Linked DNA regions of Homo sapiens: region 2 is linked to region 1. A link is a loop called in an ENCODE intact Hi-C map of the cell type or tissue named here. Cell type or tissue: Calu3. All regions are shown on one strand. Links, peaks and the distances in the headings refer to the core of each region. The heading gives the core; the rest is flanking DNA.

Region 1 (8,555 bases), core at 1,634-6,633:
GCCAACAGAGATAAATATGATTTGTTCTTTTCACAGTTAGGAATTGTGTCATTTAGGAGCCCTTCTGCTTCAAGTAACAAAATATGTGAGTGAAAGTGGCTTAAACATTAATAACACTTTAGTGTCTCACTTACCAAGACTCCTTGGAGAAGAAGTTTCAGAGTTGGTTACTTTAGCTGTTCAGGAGGCTGAGGCAGAAGGATTGCTTGAGCCCAAGAGTTTGAGATCAGGCAGAGAAAAAAAGCAAAGTTTCATCTCAAAAGAAAAAAATAAGTCAGAGCTCTAGGTTGGCTTCCCTGCTACTTTGTTGGTTCCCCCTCGTGGTCACAAAATAGCTGCAGCACCTCCAAGCTCTTGCCACCATGTCACATCTCCCAAGGGGTGAAGGAGGAGTGTAGGCTTTCACTTCATTGTTTATTGCCTAGAGCTAGGGAGTGTGAGTTTAACTCCACCTTTCCTGCTCACATTTCAGTCATACACCTGAACAAAATCAGAATTCAGAGTTTCGTTTGCAATGAAGTGGGAGGAATTGTTTAGAGCCATGAGTCAATAGGGTCTACAGCTGAAATTCCTTGCCTGACAACAACAGAAGCCACATTTATTAGTTATTTTGCATGACTACTTTTGGGTTAGTCACATGTGTAAAGAAAGTTCTTGACAAACATACAGAATATGTGTGTGTGGGAGAATGGTGCCCAGGAACCCAAAATACTTTTTCTCCAATCAAGGACCCCATTTCAAATAAGCTACCCCATCGTCAGAGATGTCAAAGTGACTTGTGGAATACCTCAAGAATACCTAATTATCTTCACTTTATCATTAATCCTAACATGAGTAGATATTTATTTAATTATGTGTCCATTCACATGAATGCTAATGGTACAAATCTTGAAAAATATCTATGCTTTTATTTTCCTATATACTCTACTTAAGAACAAACTCTAAGACCTTGAGCTATAATGCAGGCAGGAATGAAAGCAAAGAATGAAAGGGAAAAAGGCTAGCACATAGAGTGCCAAACAAGGAAGGGAGTGTGCTATACCCAAAAATGATCAGAAGCCAGAGATCAAATAAAAATAATAGTTTCAATGTGGGGCTGGTATTAAAAACAGAAAAATACCCAAAAGCCAGAGGCCAAGACATGGCCACGGATGAAAGTAAGCACCTAAGAGCAAGCAAAAAATGCAGAATCTCTGTGTTAAGACAAGACAGAGTTAAGAGTGAGAAACCACAAATGAAAGATTAAAAAATGTGACAACCACGCAATAGAAAATCTACAGATGAGTCAACAGCCCTTCCAACAGGAAAGAAAATAGCTGCAAGAAACATGTGCACCAGCTTACCCAAATTGTGTAAATAAAACCATATCTGGCACAAGTGGGAACATTGAATTGTATGTTACACTTAAAATAAGTGAATTATATGGTATGTAAATTATACCTCAATAAAATTATCCCATTCCTCCCTCTCACAAACAAGTAATGCAGTTTCTTCATTGGTGCTCTCCCTCTGTCTTGGGTACCTGCCTTTGGATACAGCCATTATGTGAGAAAGCCCAGGACTGATGCTGAGGCTATGTATAGATGTTCCAACCAAAGCTTCTGCTAGACACCTAGCTGACAGGCAGCATCAACTGCCAGACACTTGGGTGAGCAAGCCTCTAGATGATTCCAGCCCCAGCTGAGGATTCAGTCATCATGGAGTAGAAGCAAGGCATCCCTGCATGCCCTGTCTGAATTCCTGACCCATAGAAGCCATGAGAGAAAATAAGTAATTATGGCTTTAAGCCACAAAGTTTTGGAGTAATTTGCTATACCAATAAATAGCTAATACTGACACTAATGAAATCACCATACAAATGATTGCAAAATGACAACTGTGACAAGTCATGAAAGGAAAAAGCATCTGGAACAGTGAGAGTATATAATTGGGAAATAAATTTATTTCCCACAATAAATCCACAAAAATTCACGGAGTCAGTAAAGGCTTATAGTTCCAATATACTGAATGAATGGGTACTAAGTACAGTCAACGAGTAATTGTAAAATGATTTTGTCGGAGAGATGGGAAGGTAGGCATGAGCATAGGTTTGTTAGACAAGCCTCCCAGGTTGGTGACTCTATCACAACCAGCTATGTGACCTTGGAAAGGTAACCTCTCTGAGCCTCAGTTCCTTCTCTGTAAGACAGATGTTTGGGAGGATTGAATGAGATGGTGCATGAGCTTAGTATACAGCTTGATTGAATATTAATTCAATGGTTGTTATTATTATTATGAAGTGCTTGGGTTTCCCCCAATGGCATGGCCCCAAACAATCTCTTCCAGAAAGGTTACTATTTAGCTATGGGTTTTAGAGACATGGAAATAATAAATTTTTTAAAGTCCATTTTATGAACAAATTGTTTAAGTGCAAACATATTCTTCTCACATTTCTAATTTCCGAGCTCCCTAATTAATTGCTCCTAGTCATTAGTAAAAAATAATCATAGAATCAAGTTGCAATTTCTGCTAAACAGTTAAAGTGTGAGGTTTTCATTTATTTGTTACATGTAATTTATGAAATTTGATAGTAAATATCATTTCAGATGATGCCTTCATTGTTAGGGATGCAGTTTTGCTATGTCTTTTTTTTGCAAAACTATTTATCAGCTGATAGCTTTTTCTATATGGTATTTGCTATTTTAGAGAACAGGTCAGGAGTCAAAAATAATCTAAAATACAGGAATGGAAGAAGTAAGTTTACTTTTTTTCTTTCATTAAAGTTATTGCATATTTGTGGTCTGAGAAGCTCATCAGTAAGCCAGCAGGGTAATAAGCAGTTTCCAACAAACATAGCCTGCTGCAGATAGCCAGAGAAGACACTATGAATCAGATTCATCTGATATTGGCATCTGTTGTAATTCACTGAATGACTTGAGAGGGGATCAAAAAGGAAGTCTAACCTCTAGTACAGAACAAGCATGCATTTGGAGCTCTGTATTTTCACTGTATCATTTTGCTGCTTCAAGAATGTTGGCAAAGAATTGTCATCTAAGGACATTTGTAAAGTAAAGAGCATCTTTCTAAGATTTAGGGTAAAGTCTTATCTGTACCTTACCTGTCTTTCTGTGCTTCGTGCCTTGCATGATTCCTAGATCATAAGAGGCACTCGATTAATGTGTGCTGAGCTGAATTGAAGTGTCAGGTCAGAAAGTAGACTCAAAGTCTTCAGAAGAATTCTTTGTAAAACCTTGAACATAAAGATGTTTCTCTCCTAAGCCCAAGAAAGCCACACTATAGCTGCTGCTGTACTTTGCTCTCTCAATCTAGGCCTTTTCCCTGGCTTGGACTCTACAGTATAGCACGGTAGATAAGAAAAAAATCTGTGGAGTAAGCCTGGCTGAGTTTAAATCCCAGTGCTGCCACTTGCCAGCTGTGTTACCTTGGGCAGTCTCTGAGCCTCAGTATTTCATTTGCAAAATGAAGAATAGCAGTGGCTACTTGTTAAGATTATCGTGAAGAATAAATCCGTAAGTTCATGTAAAGTCAGTAGACTGTAGCTGGCATATAATAAGCAGTCAATAAATGTTTCTTGTAATGACAGGCAGCCAATCTTGTATTGTTCTGGGCATGCAGCCCAGGGCCATGTCCCTGTTTAGGAAGCCACACAGACCACTGCAGCAGAGAATTCTCTTTGAACTCACACACTCTGAGAAAAATGACTGGAGGAGGTTTTCTTTCCCCCAGCACTCTAGAGAGTATGGTGTATGGAGACTCACACTGTCAATCCTTGGAAACCCCAGCTGTGAACAAAAACACAAACTTCTTTTATTTGTGGGCAGTCAGTTGGTTTCCTGTCAATTTCATTTTAATTAATGACAAATGTGTCCTGAAAATTCAACCAGTCCTTGATTTTTCTCAGCAAATTAGGCATTCTTGCCACACTTCCCCAAAACATCACTAGCCACATTCAGAAACACCTCGTTTTTGGTATACTTTAAAATACGTATTTTAAAGACTTGAAATGCTGCCACCTAGAGACTACAAATTCATAAAGATAACTACAACAGTGATCATGAAAGACCACTAAAATAGAACTTGGATAGGCATTCTAAATGTCACTGTAAAATTTTGTAATATAAATGGATTATGTACCTATTTTGTATAAAACAAATACTATCAAGCAAAAAAAGTAAAAATAATTCAGAGCAGAAATAAATAATTCTCATTATAATTAATATTTCTAAACGAAATGTCCATCACAGGCAATATACTATTGTTGTTTTAATGTGGAATCATCCCTCCCTCAGAGCAGAATGGAAATTTATGGTGTTGAGAACATCTTATCTTCTGGCTCACAGTCCACACCCAGGTGGTGAGGTTCCACCTGCTGAACCCTGATAAACCATACACATCTTCAAGAGAACAGAGACCAGATGGTGCATGCAAAACCTAGAGCCTAATCTACAGGCTTTCTGTGTCTCTATACTATATGAATCTCTTCCTGTCCGTACACCTTTGGGTAAACCATATTTTTATGTCCAGGGATTAAAACTACATGGTGAAGGATGAGGCATAAATAGCTAGTTATTTGGCTACTATTTGAAATTTTATAAAAATTGGAAGAAGAATTGAAGACAATTGTTATTTCCATTACACAAGAAAGAATATTTTGCTAACACTATCCATTATTCACAAGGAAGAAAAATCCAACCATGAATATATTGAAGTTTTCTACACTTTCCATTACTATATGACCACTGCATCCTTTCCAGACTTCAAATCTCTCTTGCTGAATTGCAGCCTTTGAAAATCGTTACTACCTTTGATTCTTTTTAAGCAATTTTTGTTTTTGAATGTTTACACCCACCAGCCTGTCTCTTTAGTCTGGTCTAATTTTCATTCAGCTACTGACAAAAGGGCAAAGTCGTTTCACAGCCACCTACAATTGTCCAGTCTGTAATGGAATGGAATAAGATAATCATGAAGATATTAGAGATAATTTAGCTCATTTGATAGAAAATGTTACATTTAGGAAAAAAATATATTAAAAATTCTACCCCTGGTGGCTACAGTCCAACAAATACTTGGAAACCTGCAAGTCTGTGGAGAATAAGTCACCTTGCCTTTCATTACACAGTGGACCAAGTAGCAACCCAGTTTCCCAATTATCTTCAAGAAGTGTCAACAATAGAAGATCTGATATTCTGTTTTTAAAAAGAAAAGTGTCATGATCACTATAATCCATTTATTTAGTGGATGGACTCTCATACAGTACATAATGGGCTTGAGATATAAACTTGGATCTCAATGTTGAAAGCCGGGTAGGATTTGATTAAATCTATCTAAATGCAACCATAATACAATTGTAGATTTCAATTAGGAAGAAACATGACCACACCAAAAAGATAATATTGCATTACATTTGTTCTGGAAGGCTGGATCAAGGATAAGAAAACTGGAAGTAATGAAAAGTTCCCTTTAATTTTTTTTTCTCTGTATCTTATCATGGTTTTGCTCTGCTACTGTCAAATTCGAGAGTAGTTGATTCTTTTAAGGAGAATATAAATCAGATTCTCATTTTTTCTGCAAACTCCATACTGAATTGAATTTTTAAAATTATTTTATAATGCCTTTTGTTAGTAATTCTTTTGAATGCTTTTTATTGATATTCTACTTCAAATGGGTAAAGAAAATGTGTGAGTAAAGGATTCATAAACCATGTGAAACTGAAATAAAGGGAAAAATAAGAAAGCACAGCAAATAATTTCTGAGATAGAAACCCGGTCTCCCCTCAACACACACACATACACATATACATACACATACACATACACATACACATACATACACATACACACACACATACACATACACATACACATACATACACATACACACACACACACACACACACGTGAAAACAAGAAGAAATAGAGTCATGTCAAAGTAAAACATCTCTGAACCATTGAAAGAGACAAATGTCAGCATGCAAATAATTTCATATACCTACATCATATGTTGAAGTCAGAAGATTCCATTTCACGGAAATTAAAATTTGCCTCGTGTGAAACCTCCAAACAGAGAGAGGACAGAGGATAGAATAGAACCTATTCTATCCACTCCACGCTCCTTAAAGTTGAGTCCAAAGTAATGATTCTAGAATTTATCTGTGGTGAGAATCCTCTGGTCAAGGATTTGTTCAGATTCTAACAAGTGGGAGACTTTTTGTAAAGGAATTTTCCCTCATTGGTTTTAGTGCTTCCTCTAAAGTTATGATCTATATAAGAGCAGGAAAATAATACAAGAGCTATGCCTTAAAAAATGCTGAATTTTGTTCTGTATACAGAATTACTTTGTAGCATTCAATGACTCATTCATTTAACAGTCAGTAATTTAACCGTAAATAACATACCTAAATTGTACTGGGTTTGCAATATTAGATAATCTCTTTATTCATCAAAATCATAATAGTTATAATAGGTAAGAACATGTGTGATACAAAACAATACATAAATGCTAAAAGTGAAAGAAATCAGAATTCAATGGATTCCTAGTATTTTCATTCATAATAGTACAATAAACGGTACCCCATCTAAGTATGACCAGTTTTTCCCCTGAAATGATCTAAAATGTAGCATCATTTTGTCATCAAATTGCAAAGTCCAGTTTCATACTGCATCTAGGAACACCTTTGATACATACGGCTTTCTCAATATACCAAGATGACATAAGCCAGGCAGAATAGAATTAATAGGAAATTTTGTTGACTATCGTGCCCACTAACATCATAGGAGCAGATTATACACAATCAAAAAAAAGCTCAAAGGAATAAAGTTTTCTCTAAAGTTTTTTTCATATTAAAATATCTCCTCCAATTCCTTTTCAATTCAGGCCTCAAACCAATCCCCAGCATTTTATTAAAAAAAAATAAGCTGTTATCAAGAAATCTAGAAGAAAGGTGCTTTTGATACTTGTTTTTTGTTTGTTTTATTATACTTTAAGTTCTGGGATACATGTGCAGAACATGCAGGTTTGTTATATATGTATACACATGCCATGGTGGTTTGCTGCACCCATCAACTCATCATCTACATTAGGTATTTCTCCTAATGCTATCCCTCCCCAATCCCCCTTCCCCTGGATAGGCCCCCTAGTATGATGTTCCCCTCCCTGTGTCCATGTGTTCTCATTGTTCAACTCCCACTCATGAGTGAGAACATGTGGTGTTTGGTTTTCTGTTCCTGTGTTAGTTTGCTGAGAATGATGGTTTCCAGCTTCATCCATGTCCCTGCAAAGGACATGAACTCAACCTTTTTTAAGGCTGCTTAGTATTCTATGGTGTGTATGTGCCACATTTTCTTTATCCAGTCTATCAATGATGGGCATTTGGCTTGGTGCCAAGTCGTTGCTATTGTAAACAGTGCTGCAATAAACATATGTGTGTATGTGTCTTTATAGTAGAATGATTTATAATCCTTTGGGTATATACCCAGGAATGGGATTGCTGGGTCAAATGGTATTTCTGGATCTAGATCCTTGAGGAATCGCCACACTGTCTTCAACAATGGTTGAACTAATTTACACTCCCACCAACAGTGTAAAAGTGGTCCTATTTCTCCACATCCTCTCCAGCACCTGTTGTTTCCTGACTTTTTAATGATCGCCATTCTAACTGGCGTGAGATGGTATCTCATTGTGGTTTTGGTTTGCATTTCTTTAATGACCAGTGATGATGAGCATTTTTTCATATATTTGTTGGCTGCATAAATGTCTTCTTTGGAGAAGTGTCTATTAATGTCCTTTGCTCATTTTTTGATGGGGTTGTTTTTTTTTTCTTGTAAATTTATTTAAGTTTCTTGTAGATTCTGGATATTAGCCCTTTGTCAGATGGATAGATTGCAAAAATTTTCTCCCATTTTATAGGTTGCCTGTTGACTCTGATGATAGTTTCTTTTGCTGTGCAGAAGCTCTTTAGTTTAATTAGATCCCATTTGTCAATTTTGGCTTTTGTTGCCGTTGCTTTTGGTGTTTTAGTCATGAAGTCTTTGCCCATGCCTATGTCTTCAGTGGTATTGCCTAGGTTTTCTTCTAGGGTTTTTATGGTTTTAAGTCTTACCTTTAAGTCTTTAATCCATCTTGAGTTAATTTTTGTAGAAGATGTAAGGAGCAGGTCTAGTTTCAGTTTTGTGCATATGGCTAGCCAGTTTTCCCAACACCATTTATTAAATAGGTAATCCTTTCCCTATTGCTTATTTTTGTCAGGCTTGTCAAAGATCAGATGGTTGTAGATGTGTGGTGTTATTTCTGAGGCCTCTGTTCTGTTCCATTGGTCTATATATCTGTTTGGGTACCAGTACCATGCTATTTTGGTTACTGTAGCCTTGTAGTATAGCTCAAAGTCAGGTAGCATGATGCCTCCATTTTTGTTCTTTTTGCTTAGGATTGTCTTGGCTGTATAGGCTTTTTTTGGTTCCATAAGAAACTTAATTTTTTTCTAATTCTGCAAAGAAAGTCAGTGGTAGCTTGATGGGGATAGCATTGAATCTATAAATAACTTTGGGCAGTATGGCCAT
Region 2 (5,000 bases), core at 1-5,000, 75 kb before region 1:
GGCTTGGTATTCTGACGTTGTATAGAGGGGAAAAGAAATCACTTTAAATCTTTTGCTCCATATTGATAAATTCTGAAGACTAGGGACATTGCTTACATCTCCCCATTATTTTTAAATTAGGTTTGCTTTCTGATAATACAAGGACTAATAAAGTGTTTTCATGAGGAAAAGAGAATTTGAAAAGGAATGACTATGAAAATAGTCTGTTTTTACATAAGTATCTGGGGATTGAAGTTATTCTGGAAATTTTACCTGGCTATTTTAGTGGAAATGTAAACAGTACCTAGAAGGGATTTCGTATAAAAAATGGTGAGGGTTGTCCAAAAGAATTTGTACAGCCCACTCCTAAAATGCAAAGTATTGCAATATACATCTTTGTGTAAATTTTAGCCTTTGCTAGAAAATACACAGTTTTTAAATGGATCCTTAATGAGTAATTCCCAATTAGTCTGGCTCTTTCAAGGTCAAACAGTAAAATGTGCATGGAAATTGGGCAGATAGCTGCATAGTAGTCAGAAACAAAGCACTGAAGTCAGCATTTACAGTGGCAGATTCCGGTCCTTGCACTGTCACTCAGCACAGCATTAATTTTGAGTTCTAATTTGGGTGACATAGATCTAACATATTTAGTGTTCTTTTGGAACTTTCCTTCAGATAAGATTCTAAATATAAAACAAAAAATGTGTCATGTTCAAACTTTTCAGGTTATACAAATTATATAAATTTATTTCAGTTTTATTCACTACCAGTAAGTACAATTATTTTTACTCCTTTCTATAGGACTTTGTTGACCTCATTCTTTTATTCTGTTGTATTTTACTGAAATATGAATAATGGATATACATATACAAATATACACACACATATTTTATCCATCGCCCTACTCCACCTCCAAAGTTGAAGAGTAAATATGTTTTTCATTCTCCACATGACTTCTCCAAGGGAGTCTTCTATTATTGTTAGTAACTATACAATTGTCCAGTGTTTCCACAATAAGCTATTATTGAATGGGATTTTTTGGGAAGTCTTCATTTACAAAATTATACTGGAAGATAATTTATTTTCTTTTACGTTAAAAGCCTGGCACCATAACTCCTTTAGGGAAAAGAAATTTAAGATAGAAGGTGAGCCCCTGAGGCTATGGGTTAGCCCACAGGTTCTTAATCTGGTCTACACATTAGAATTACCTAGGGAGCTTTCTGAAAGCACTGATTTCTGCCCCCCTTCCTCCACCAAGGCTGTGATCTTGATTCCACATCTGGGTCAATTCTGTGTGAAACAGCATCAGTATGTGCACATCAGCTTCTAAGTTAATACTGGTTGAAAAGTTTTAAAGTTGTCTTATTTTCTGGGAGATGGACTTTAGGAGACTAGCTACAGCGCTGCAGAAAAAATGAGCAGCATTTAATGTTATGTGTGCCTAGTGGCTTTTCCCAACACCCGTGTCTCTCTCTATTCCTGTGCTCAAGCAGCCTTCCATTCTAATGCTACATCTTAATATTTAATGTGCTAAAAAAGTTAAAGAAGTGATTAATGTTAATAAAAAATATTCTAAATTATGTGGAAATACAAGTAGTAAAGCAAATGTTAGCTCTTACCGTTAGCCCACAGCCAAGTTACGTTTTGGTAACTAGAGGAAGAGGGTAATGTTTTGGCTATATTAGCTATAGTACACAGAGAGTTGATTAAAAAAAAACAGAGTCATTTTTGCCTTAAAACCATATACATATTTTCTTAATGTGTAGTATTATTTTCTGATGGTTTTTTTTTTTTTTTTTTGAGACAGAGTCTCGCTCTGTTACCCAGGCTGGAGAGCAGTGGTGCGATCTCAGCTCACTGCAACCTCCGCCTCCCGGGTTCAAGCGATTCTCTTGCCTCAGCCTCCCAAGTAGCTGGGATTACAGGCACGTGCCACCACACCCGGCTAATTTTTTGTATTTTTAGTAGAGACAGGGTTTCGCCATGTTGGCCAGGCTGGTCTCAAACTCCTGATCTCAGGTGATCCACCCCCCTCAGCCTCCCAAAGTGCTGGGATTACAGGCGTGAGTCACCGCGCCCAGCCTCTGATGGAATTTTTAGTATGTGTGTAATATTATATCATCCTATGAAAGAAATAAAATTTTTCTACCTGTAATGTTACTAATGAAAATTGGTAATTTGTATAAAAGGATTTGAATATATCTTTAGTCATATACCACCACATACCATTTGCAATCATATGTAAATTTAATCATTCTGTGCCTAAGAATAGAATAAACTCTAGACCATTCTCAGATGTACTCGCCTGGATTACTGCTTCAAGTTGATTAAAAAGTTGGTGCTATTGCTACCTAGTTAAGAGACTGAGAGATACATTATCTTTTCATTTACTGACAATTCCATTTATTGGTCTCAAACTGTCCCTATGACCTTGTAACTGATCTTGTAACTATTAGGGTTACTGTTACAAAGAAGAGAAATCAGGTTCCTGGTTTAAAAGAAAAGAAATCAATTCTGGTTAATTTAAGCAGAAATGAGTTTTACTATAGGGATGTAGGACTACTCAAAGTTGTTCAGGAAAATTGGAGGTCAGGCTTCCCAAACAGGCAGGAACCAAGCAAAGACAGGCAGAAAAGGATCAGAGCCTCAAGTGAGGTTACTTTGCAAGATCAATCTGGTCATAGCAGCCATTAATTCCACTGACCACAGCACTGTAAGACACCACTGCCACTGTGCATTACTGCAGAAACCACTAGATGTCATTGCATTCACTGTTGTCCACTACAACCTGGACTAAATTTGAAATTGTCGCTTTAGCTTTATATTCATAACCCAAATTAACATCTCTTGCAGAAGCATTCGATCTGCTGAGCCAATATCACCTGCCCATACACCTCGAATGCCATGGCCTGGAGGAAGGAAAGTTCATCCTCTTTTGGCTTGTATACTAGGAGCTGGGGTTCTGGATTCCAACAAGATTCTAGGAGTGGAGTATTTCTTAAAATACAAAAGGAGTTTGGAAGATTGACAGCCATAAAAAAGGCATATTTCTACCACTCCCCACCTCTATCTGGCAATACACATGTGAAAAGAGTGATAACTCTATTCATTAGTGGAGTTTGCAGAGGGGGTATACATTCTATTGATAATGAATTTGTAGAATCAACTTCAAATATGAACCACACACAAAGTTATCATTAATTAATTTGGAATAATGGACTGAGGGATCAGGTAAAATTTCTGTTTTGTCATTTTGATAACTGTGACCAAGACAGGTCATGAAAACATATACTAAGAGCCTTACACATAAGCAATGAATTACAGTTGCCAACATAGTTTGACTTGATGGGTAAAAGATTTGATGACTACAAATTTGACATTATTTCTAATGAATAGCAACAGATTTACAACATATCAATATTTATGGGATGTAAGTAAAGCAGGAGTTAGATGGAGTTTTATAATTTCAAATTGTAATACTAGAAAATAAGAATAATTTAAAACCATAAACTTGTTTCCATTTCAGGAATCCCATAAAAGAGCTAATTAGTAGAGCAAAGAAAATTTAAAAAGTAAGAGGTGAGGACTATAAAATAGAAAGCAAACAATGTGGATAATTTTAAAGGCCCCAAAACTGGTTTGTAGAAAATATTCATTAATATAATTCATCATATTAACTGAACATAAAATGGGACAAAATCATCTCGTAGATGCAGAAATTATTTTACAAAAGTCAACAACCTTCATAATTCTTTTTTTTAAGAGACTTTTATTAAGAGGCCTTGCTCCTTTTTCCAGGCTACAGTGTAGTGGCCAATCACAGCTGACTGCATCCTCAAATTACAGGCTCAAGGGATCCTCATCCTCCTGAGTAGCTAGGGACCAAAGACAGCCACCACCATGCTTGACCAAATTCTTGTTGTTTTCTTTGTAGACATAGAGTCTCACTATCTTGTCTAGGCTGGTCTCAAACTTCTGGCCTCAAGCTATCCTTCCACTTTGGTCTCTCAAAGTACTGGGATTATAGGCATGAGCCACCATGCCAGGCCCATTCATAAGTTTTAAAAAGTATTCACTAAGTTAGTAATTGATGAGACAAACAAATCATAAAGAAAAATATTTATTAAACATATGAAAAAGTGCTCAACATCACTAGTTGTTAGGAAAATTCAAGTGAAAACCACAGTGAGCTACCACTACACATTCGCTAAAATGGCTAAAATTAAAAAGACTAGCCATACCAAATGTTAGTGAGGATGTAGAGGAATTGGAACTCTTATAATGTTGTGATGGGAATGTTGTGATATAGCCACTATGGAAAACAGTTTGGCAGTTCTATATAAAGTTAACACACACTTACCATATTACCCAGCAATTCTACTCCTAGGTATTTACCCAGAGATAAATGAAAATATTTGTTCACACAAAGACTTTTACACAAATGTTCACAGCAGCTTTATGCACAATAGCCTAACATTGGAAACAACCTAATCAACCATCATTAAGACAAGGAATAAATAAACTGACATTTCATACAATGGAATACTGCTAAGTCATTAAAAGGCACAAATTACTGATACATGCAACAACATATGAATCTCAAACATACTCATGAAAGAGACAGAGGAAAAAAACATGGTGTGTGTGTGTGTGTGTGTGTGTCACATGATTCCAGTTACATAAAGTTCTTAAATAGGCAAAACAAATGTAAGGTGAAAAAAATCAGAAGAGTAGTTTCCTTAGGGTTTTGAAGAGTTTTCTTATTTCTAAGAAGGGAAATTAGAAAACTTTCTGGTAAAGGATACATTCTCTAACTTGTTAGGGAAGAGCTACATGGGTATGTGCATTTTTCAGATCTCATTGAATTGTATCCTTATGATCTGTACATTTTAACTTATGTGCATTTTATCTCAAAAATAAAACTTTAACAAATATTAAATTCTAGTTATTAGGTATGTTTTTGTAGCTTATCAATTCTGAAACTTCCTTTTGTGTGGTCTAGCTTGACAAAATGAACAAAT

Evidence for each region. Hi-C counts contacts between places; a loop is a spot of excess contacts. Peaks named below come from ENCODE experiments on the same cell type or tissue, not always from the same donor. Only the 100,000 strongest peaks of a DNase experiment are listed, where the experiment ranks them.
Region 2: it touches region 1 in a loop (13-fold over the local background); 3 of 110 quality-filtered maps call a loop at or near these places.

The regions. Positions count from the first base shown.
Region 1 is chr6:96,465,121-96,473,675 of GRCh38, forward strand. The region is part of intron 1 of UFL1-AS1 (UFL1 antisense RNA 1); the gene reads right to left. Among named protein-coding and RNA genes, the nearest start is that of UFL1-AS1, 52 kb to the right of the region's middle. RefSeq lists an enhancer at 1,101-1,150. In Calu3, for the core only: no CTCF peak of the experiment used is centred there; no DNase peak of the experiment used is centred there.
Region 2 is chr6:96,392,210-96,397,209 of GRCh38, forward strand. The region is part of intron 1 of UFL1-AS1 (UFL1 antisense RNA 1); the gene reads right to left. Among named protein-coding and RNA genes, the nearest start is that of UFL1-AS1, 130 kb to the right of the region's middle. In Calu3, for the core only: no CTCF peak of the experiment used is centred there; a DNase peak (open chromatin) is centred at 2,722.